Regions from separate parts of the Homo sapiens genome. Here all the other regions are linked to region 2. The links are chromatin contacts, found by Hi-C or POLR2A ChIA-PET in ENCODE. All regions are on one chromosome and are shown on one strand. The core of a region is the stretch at or near the end of the contact, and the rest is flanking DNA. Distances in the headings are between cores, read along the strand shown. Region 1 overlaps LOC105377732 (a long non-coding RNA gene). Region 2 overlaps LOC105377732 (a long non-coding RNA gene). Region 3 overlaps LOC105377732 (a long non-coding RNA gene).

The links. A loop is a pair of places that touch in the nucleus more often than their neighbours do. ChIA-PET counts read pairs that join two places held with the same protein, here RNA polymerase II (POLR2A). Pooled maps may share reads with other maps.
Region 1: a map of gastrocnemius medialis shows a loop between it and region 2 (10-fold over the local background). The contact joins two enhancer-like sites. A Hi-C loop is called at or near these places in 13 of 168 maps with a recorded cell type or tissue (Calu3, PC-3, PC-9 and 7 more) and 16 of 50 pooled maps. POLR2A ChIA-PET finds 5 or more read pairs at or near these places in 5 of 52 experiments (AG04450, BJ, MCF 10A and 2 more).
Region 3: a loop to region 2 is called in a map of PC-3, with 3 times the contacts of the local background. The contact joins two enhancer-like sites. A Hi-C loop is called at or near these places in 2 of 168 maps with a recorded cell type or tissue (Caki2 and PC-3). POLR2A ChIA-PET finds 5 or more read pairs at or near these places in 1 of 52 experiments (Caco-2).

Annotation. Positions count from the first base shown.
Region 1 is chr5:173,498,161-173,500,860 of GRCh38, forward strand. All of the region lies in intron 11 of LOC105377732 (a long non-coding RNA gene), which reads left to right. Among named protein-coding and RNA genes, the nearest start is that of LINC02995, 80 kb to the right of the region's middle. RefSeq lists an enhancer at 541-1,207. Within about 2 kb of position 1,376, at least 13 of the 41 ENCODE cell types and tissues checked have a DNase peak (open chromatin) inside an H3K27ac peak, as active enhancers do; they include PC-9, gastrocnemius medialis, heart left ventricle and 2 more, where a contact is called at or near this core.
Region 2 is chr5:173,454,036-173,456,735 of GRCh38, forward strand. All of the region lies in intron 3 of LOC105377732 (a long non-coding RNA gene), which reads left to right. Among named protein-coding and RNA genes, the nearest start is that of MIR8056, 110 kb to the left of the region's middle. RefSeq lists an enhancer at 742-1,941. Within about 2 kb of position 1,381, at least 16 of the 41 ENCODE cell types and tissues checked have a DNase peak (open chromatin) inside an H3K27ac peak, as active enhancers do; they include PC-9, gastrocnemius medialis, heart left ventricle and 2 more, where a contact is called at or near this core.
Region 3 is chr5:173,418,904-173,421,630 of GRCh38, forward strand. All of the region lies in intron 1 of LOC105377732 (a long non-coding RNA gene), which reads left to right. Among named protein-coding and RNA genes, the nearest start is that of MIR8056, 73 kb to the left of the region's middle. Within about 2 kb of position 1,453, at least 3 of the 41 ENCODE cell types and tissues checked have a DNase peak (open chromatin) inside an H3K27ac peak, as active enhancers do.

The DNA of each region.
Region 1 (2,700 bases), core at 126-2,625, 44 kb after region 2:
ACACACACACACACACACACACACACACACACACACGCAGACATACACATATGCAGCCTTCTGTGAATATTGGATATGGAACCAATTACTCTAGGTTGCAGTAATTACTTTTATATAACTAGAGTTGGGGACTTGTGAATCAATTCCATACCCATTAGCAATGTACGCGTGAGCCAAGATTTTTTTTTTCTTTCTTTTTTTAACAGGACTGGACAGTGTTGAATCCTTGGGGGGAAGAAAAACCAACACTTTTTTTTTAAGCTGACAGCACATTCCATCCACTCGGCAATGTAGAACTAATGAAGATATAAGTGTAAGAAAACCTATAATTGAATCCAGCACGTAGCAAGCATAGTTGAGCGGCGAGTACACCCAAGCTGAAATCACATGTGCTCCTGTCTAATCCTCTCCGGGCGCCCAGCACAGGGAAATATTTCTGGATTGTGTCTCAGGCTGTGATTTCTATCCAAGGCAGAATAGAAACGGCCTTTTCCCTGGGCAGAGGCTTTGGGCTGTCAGGGGACACCTGAGTTGCCTTTGATAAGGCTGCCGTTTGGATGGTGATTTAAAGAGCAAGTCTAGAAAAAAATAACCTTGAGAAAGAGGAGTGTTTTGGACTAGAGCCCTTCTTGCGCGCTTTCATTCCGCTTCCCTTGCCAGTGTTTCTCAGTTTCCCCCATGGTGGCTGGAGGTGCGTCTGTCCCCACAACCCAGAATTGGGGCAGTCCCTCAGGAGCTGCTTTTCGATCCCAGCCCTCTGGTGTCCAACATTCAGAGCAAGCCCGATCAACCCAGCCCACTAAGTTCCCTGCATCCGAGGACCCCTTTGATGCGTGGATCCGAGTGGGAGGGAGGCCAGAGTGCAACTGTGTTTTCCTTTCAACATTCCTCAGGAGTGATTCACTGCCAGGTGTCCCCAATACCCCCAGCTGCTCCGTCCCCTGCAGTTGTTCCGTAGGGATGAGGCTTTTTGATGCCCTGTCCTTGGCCCTGCCTGGCTTCCTGTCTGGGGCAGGAGAGAGCAGAATGGCCCCCAGAAACTCTGCTCTGGATGTAGGACTGCTTGCTCTGGAAGCTGTGGTGTGTGCCTCTGGCAGGCTGCTCTGACCAGCAAGCGGCAGCTGGATGCTTTGTGCACTGAACTAAGGCTGCGGTGGGTTGAATGTGCATACCTCTGCGTGGCTCCCACAGTACCCACCACTCCCTGTTGTTTCCTGCTCAGTGTAACGTTCTATTTCGTTATCTGGGTTCTCTGCTGGGCAGTGTTTGAGTTTAGACCCTGACCAGAGAGAGGGAGCAGGTGCTGTGCCATGTGGCCACTGTGGCGGATTTATGCAGGGGCACCCACTCCCCGGCTGCCCCTGCCTCCAGGCAGTTGAGCTGAGGGTGTTTGCTCAGCTGCCCTGGCGCCTAGCCTGTGGGGCCATGGCCTTCTGCTTCTAGGCCATGGAAGGTGGCATGGGCCCAGAGAATTGGGCAGGTGTGCTGCCAGGCCCAGTCCCCGGGGCCTTGGGGGCCTGGATTGGAAGCTGCAGGGAGGTCCCTGGGAGTCCTCTGAGCAGGCGGCCTGCGTTGGGACACCCTGGCCTTTTAGCTGTTGAGTCCTAGTTGGAAGGGGCATTCATTCCAGGGACATTCTTTCTGTCTGGAGCAGAGACTTGGCCTGAACCTTGAACCAAAAACCGGAACAAACTGCACTCGTTTGCTCAACCTCGAACCAAATCCAAATATTGTTTATATCGCTGAGAACCAAACCAGGGTTCTGGGGTTTGGTTTGGTTTGTTTTCCCACCAGAGAACATTTAGGGAACAAGGCTGAGCTGCAACAGGACTAGGAGGGAACCTGAAGAGGCCCTTTGTGTGGATTTTGGACTCAGCGAGCTCTCGGTCAGGGGAACACTGCAAGACACAGTTAGGTCTGCAGAGGTTGCACTAGGTGGACTGTAGGGCTGGAGAAGCTATGGGGCCAACGTCTGTCCTGAGGAGAGGACAGTCACAAGTCCACATCTCTGTAAACAGTGCTGTGTGGTGTGGGATGCCCCGTACATTGCTACCAGGCAGCAGTGATGACTAGGGGATGCCAACGGTGGGTACAGAACTGCATACATGGAGGGAACTTTAATGAAATCATGCACCGATTGATTTTTCTGAATTTATTTCCGGTTTACTCTAGGTCACTCAATAGCCATCTGCTTAGCACCTGGCGCCATACTGAGGCAGATCCCAAAGAAACAGCAAAGGGTTGGCCTCCACTCTCTCCGAGTCCTTGGTACACTTTGGGGGCTGGCGCTACAGTGTCTTGGAGATACACTGTCATGTTCAAATAGTGTAGCTCACAAATTCATGTCCCCTTGGAAGCTCAGGATGTGGCCCTATCTGGAAATAGGGTCTTTGTAGATGTAATTCATTAAGGTTCTCATGACAAAAGCGTCCTGGATTTTGAGTGGGCATGAACTCCAATGACTGGTGTCCTTGTAATAAGAGGAGAGGACACACAGCCACACAGGGAGAAGGAGGCCACATGAAGACAGGGGCAGAGGCTGGAGGGAGGCAGCCAGAAGCCAAGGAGGCCAGGGAGGAGTTGCTCCTGGAGTCTTCGGAGGGAGTGCAGACCTGTGACACTGTGAAAGGTGTCCCTTTCCTGTGGGAAAGTAAATATCTGTTGTTTGAAGCCACTCACAGTCACACAAACCAAATAGTG
Region 2 (2,700 bases), core at 131-2,630:
CGTCATGCGACGGTATTTGGAAGGGAGGTCTTTGGGAGGTAATTAGGGTTATGTGAGGTCATGCGGGTAAGGGTCTCCATAATGGGATTAGTGCCCTTCTGAAAAGAGGAAGAAATACCAGAGTGCCTGCACACTGTCTCTGACAGATGAGGACATAGCAAGAAGGTGGCTATTTGCAAGCCAGGAAAGGAATCTTCCAGCACCTTGATCTTGGATTTTTCTAGCCTCCAGACTGTGAGAGATAAATTCCTCTTGTTTAAGTCGCCCAGCCTATGGCAGTTTGTTATAGAAATCTGAGCTAAGACACTGTATCTAAGTCCTTGTCTGAAAATCCTTGGACATTCCTCCCACTGGAGGTGGGATGTATGTCCTCTCCCCTTGAATCTGTGCTGGGACTCACTTATAACCAATAGGATGCAACAGAGATGATGTCGTGGGTGGTGTCAGAACTCTTTGACATTTGCTGCAAAATGTGAAGCCTAATGCCGTTTCCCTTGCGTGTGACCTTGGTGACTCATTTCTAACAAATAGAATTAAGTGAAAATGATGGGGTATGACTTCAGAGACTAGATTATAAAAGGCACTGAAGCTTCCTGCTCTCTCTCTCTATCTCTATCTCTCTCTCTCTATCTCTGTCTCACTCGGTTCTTGGGGAAACTGGCTGCCATGCTTTTAGGATACTCAGGCAACACATGGAAGGGCCCATACAGTGAAGAACTAAGGCCTTTTGTCAACAACCCTGAGGAACAGAAGCTTCCTGCCAATAGCCATGTGACCGAGTATCTTGGAATTAGATCTTCCAGCACCAGCCAAACCTTCAGATAATTGTAGCCCTTGCTGATATATTGACTGCAATCTCACAAGAGGCCTTGAGTCAGAGGCAGCCTGCAGAGGCACTTCTGAATTCCTGGCCCATAGACACTGTACAGTCCTAAAGGTTTGTTGTTTTAAGCTGTTAAGCTTTGAGAGAATTTGTTATGCAGTGATAGATAACTAATACACTCTGCTCTTTCTGAAGCTAGGTCAGGAAAAGCATTGAGTTTCTGCCTGGTTCCCTCCCCTTGGATCTGAGCCTTGAATGTAACTGGCTTGCAATCAGTCCAGCAATAGTGATGCCTTAATTTTTGAGGTTGGATCAGAAAAGGCCGTGCGGCTTCTGCCAAGTATTCAGGGACACTCCCTCTGGGAGAAGTCAGCCACCGTTTAAGACATTAGATGCCCTGAGATTGCCACGTGTAGGTGCTCTGGCATCTCTGCTGAGAACTCAGCAGATAACCAGTGACCATCAGTCATGTGAGAGGATCATCTGGGACGTGCAGCCCAGCCAAGCCTGCAGATGACTCCAGGCTCAGCCAACATCTCACTGCAACAAATAAGAGACCCCCGGCAAGAACCACTCAGCTAATCCCTTCTTGAATTCCTGATCTATGAAATCATGAGCAAAATAACATAGTCATCCTAAGACACTGTGTCACACAGAGATAGCAACTGGAGTAGTCAGCCTTTGAAGAAAACCAAACTAACGTGACTCATACGCAGTCACGGACTAGGTCCTTTTCTTTGCTTATGAAAATATTAAGCTTCGTGAAAGGTGCTCCCAAGGCCTTTGCCATGCACGCTATTTAGAAGGCAAACCCCAAGTAGAAAGTTTTAAGTATGTACCCCTCCACACGCAATATAAAACAAAATAGAAATTAAAAGAAAATAAAAATATCTAGAAGTGTGCAAGACCAGTGATGGTCAGGTTCCCTTTCTTGGACATACACACTCCCGCTTGGAGGCCTTAATGGAGGGTGTGCCTCTTGTTTCAGATATAGAAACAGGTCACTTTGACCTACAATATACAACCCCAATGTTTTCACTTGGTGCTTGATTTGTGGCAGGATTTAAATTTCCACCCACTTTTTGGACTAAAAGTTGTTTTTGTAATTGAAATGTATGCTTATCATAAAAGTATAAATACTATAGAGGAATATATGAAGTAAAAGATGAATCCCTTTTGTCTCCCAGCAATGCCATGGGTTGAATTGTGTCCCCTACTCAAGTTCATATGTTGACGTCCTAACCCCCCTGAACCTCAGAATGTGACCTTATTTGGAGATAGGGTCTTTACAGAGGTCATCAAGTTAAAATAAGGTCATTAAGATGAGCCCTAATCCTGTATGACTGATATTCTTATCGAAACGGGAAATTTGGACACAGAGACTTACATAGAGGGAAGACAGTGTAAAGAGACATAGGAAGAAGATGGCCATGTACAAGCCAAAGAGAGCGGAGTGGAACAGATTCCCCCCTCAGGGTTCCCGGAAGGAGCCACCCCTGCCAACACATTGATCTCAGACTTCAAGTTTTCAGAGCTGCTAGAAAATATGTTTCAGCTGTTTAAGCCATTCAATGTGTGGTACTTTATTATGGCAGCCCTAACAAACTAACATAAGTAATTTCTTGTGTCCCTCCAAAAAAAGAGTCTGACTATACCCATATTTGTGTATATGATTTTCTTCCTTACATAAATGAATCATTTACTAATACTTTTCTACACCAGGAATTCTTCACTTTCTAATTTATTGTGCTAATCTTTTCACAGTAGCCTGTGCAGGTGTATTTAATTCCTCTTAACAGCTGCATAGTATTCTGCAGTTGGGAGAAACTACACTTGATTTGCCCACTGTCCTTTTAATGGACAAGTTGCGTGCTTTC
Region 3 (2,727 bases), core at 203-2,702, 35 kb before region 2:
TGGAATGATCTACATGCCTGGTTTCTTATGACCTTCAGAATATGGGAGGCAGTTCATGGGGCAGGAGTTTAAGCCAATGTGTGTTCCTGACCTGGTGAGAACTAAACTTAAATCAGACTAGTGGTCCAACTTCTCAGAATCCCAACTCAGAAAAAAAAAAAAGTAAGATAATGAGTTTTAAAGGGAAGGGATGTGAAAATGGAAACTCTTTAAAAATAGGGCAGTGGCAGGATTGTGTGGGGGTGTGGATTTGTAGTTGCTGGAAGACTCTATGGGAGGTTATCAAATGCACTCATCCTCATGGCCTAGATGGCTGGTGGCCTTCCGAAGTCCATTCTTCCTTTTCAAATAACACTGCTGCCTCGCTGAAAAGACTTCATGTCCCAGCCTCCCTTGCAGCTAGGTGAGGTGATCTGACTAGATTCTGTCTGATGACGTGTAAGGAGTATTGTGTGGTAATTCCAAGAAATGTCCTTGAATGAGAAGGAATAACCTTTACCTACTCTTTCTTCATCTGGGTGCTTGGAATGCAGACATGATGCCTGGACTTCAACAGCTGTTTTAGACCATGAGGTGACCTGCCAATAATGGTAAATTTTGAAGACAGAAGGTGACACTGTGGGGCCAGCATACCAGCCCAGGGCTTTCTACCTCTGAACTTCTTTTATGTAAAGGAGAAATAAATTTCTGTCTTATTTAAGCTACCGTTATTTGCAGGGGGGCTGGCAGGAGGGAATTTTGTTATATCAGTGAAACTGACACAGCCATAATTTCTAACCAAGATGGCTTGAAAAACAAAATTCTGGAGACCTGAGGTCAGAGTGGAAACCCTGAAGTGGAAACCCCAAAGGCCTCGGGGTGGTGACAAGCTCTCCTGATGGGCCCAGGCTGCAGCTGCTTACTGCCTTTTTATCCTTCTATTTGGCTAAATCAGAGAAAGAGATGGACATAGGGTGGTGGGGAGAGGAAGCTATGACTGGTCCTAGTGAGGCTGGGCTGCCAAATGTCTTAGTCTGAAAAGGGAACAGGTTTCATATGGACAAGATGGAAGAACTGCTTGTTCCCTCTGGAAAGTTCTATTAAAATGACCAACCCAGACACACTTTAATATTAATGGGAAATTCCTCTCGTTGTTTATGAAATCATTTTAGAGTTGATTTTAAAAAGAGAGGAGAGAGGGGGGAAAAAGCTGTTTGTTAGCTCAACGAAGCCCCAGACAATTATTTATAGATGCATCTGAGTGGCTTGTTTTAACACGGAGCAACTGTCTGAAAAGACTCCACTTTGACACCAGTAAGCACCCCTGGCACCAAGAATAAATTTATGAATGTCTTTTATGAGAGTCAACAAACTAGACAAATAAGCCCACAGACCGTCTTCACTTCGAGAACCAGAACAAAGAGTCGTATTCGTCATTGGCTCTGGGCAGGAACCACGCCAAGCTGAGCAGCCCTCGCTCAGGCCGGATGTTCCCCTCCAGCTAATGTGATTTCTTTGGGCACTGCCACGGTGGCAGGCAGATGCCTGGTTTATTTCCATTCCTCCGCTTCTCTGATTTGTTTGGGTGGCTAAATATCTCTTTCCCAGGAGAACATCTGCTCTTTTAAAAATGGAAAAAAGCAGGAAGACCTCCAAGCTGTTGGGCAGGAACTCACCCTCGAGTGAGACCGACCAGAATCTCATAAAACGTTTCTTCTGGGGTCCCCGCCACATCTCAAGAGAGGGCCCAAGCAGCTCCTTTAGGGGTCCTGGAACCCTACCCGCTTGCATGTCCTTCAAGGCAGTTTGAATTCTGTGCTATGACGCCTGAGGCTTAATAACTGCTTTGGCCAAGTTTAGGTCATTTTTCTTGATGTCTCATTTATAGATGTCTTCTTACCATCACTAACACCCATGGTTTGGTTGGAAATGAATCCACAGCAATGCAGAGGTGCAACAAAAATATGGTGGAAAAACTTCTAACTTGGTAGTTAAAGGGAACTTAAATACTTCTGAATGAAAAGACTCTTTGGGGAGAAATAATCTTTTTTTTTTTTTTTTTTTCTGTAGAGATGGGAATCTCACTATGTTGCCTAGGCTGATCTTGAGCTCCTAGCCTTAAGTGATTCTGCAGCTTGGTCTCCCAAAGTGCTGGGATTACAGGCATGAGCCACTGCACCCAGGTGGGGGGCTGGGGGCTGGGATCATCTTTTAGAGCTTCTTCCCTCCCGCTTCTCCTTCCATTTTCCCCAGGAGATCTCAAGGGGCCAGTGGGTGCTCAATAGCGCTGTGACTGTGTGGGGAGCTTCTGCAGCCCTCCTTTGTACCCTGCTGTGGCGCAGCTGATGGGACCCAGTCCCTGACATCCTGCACGTGTCCTGAATGGAGGTTTTCACTTTTCCTGGTCTCTTTGGGGCCACAGAAGCACCCACTACTGACATCAGTATTTCTCCATTTCCTTGGTGGTGAGGTCCTTGTGTTTGGACGCAGGCTGGTCCCACTGTGTGGGCCTCTCTGGGTCTGCTGGTACTGGCAGATCCTGTCTCCCAACCAGTACTCAAGGGAGCCTCTGGGTCTCCTGACCACTGCCCACTAGGAGCACTGTCTCAGCCTGGCCTCTTGGCCTAACCACGACACGTGGCTATTTCTATTTTGCTTGGCCATATGATGTTGTAGCAGGGACATTCTGCGAGATGGTTTCTGTATTAGTTTGGTAGGGCTGCTGTAACAAAATGCTACAGAGTGGGT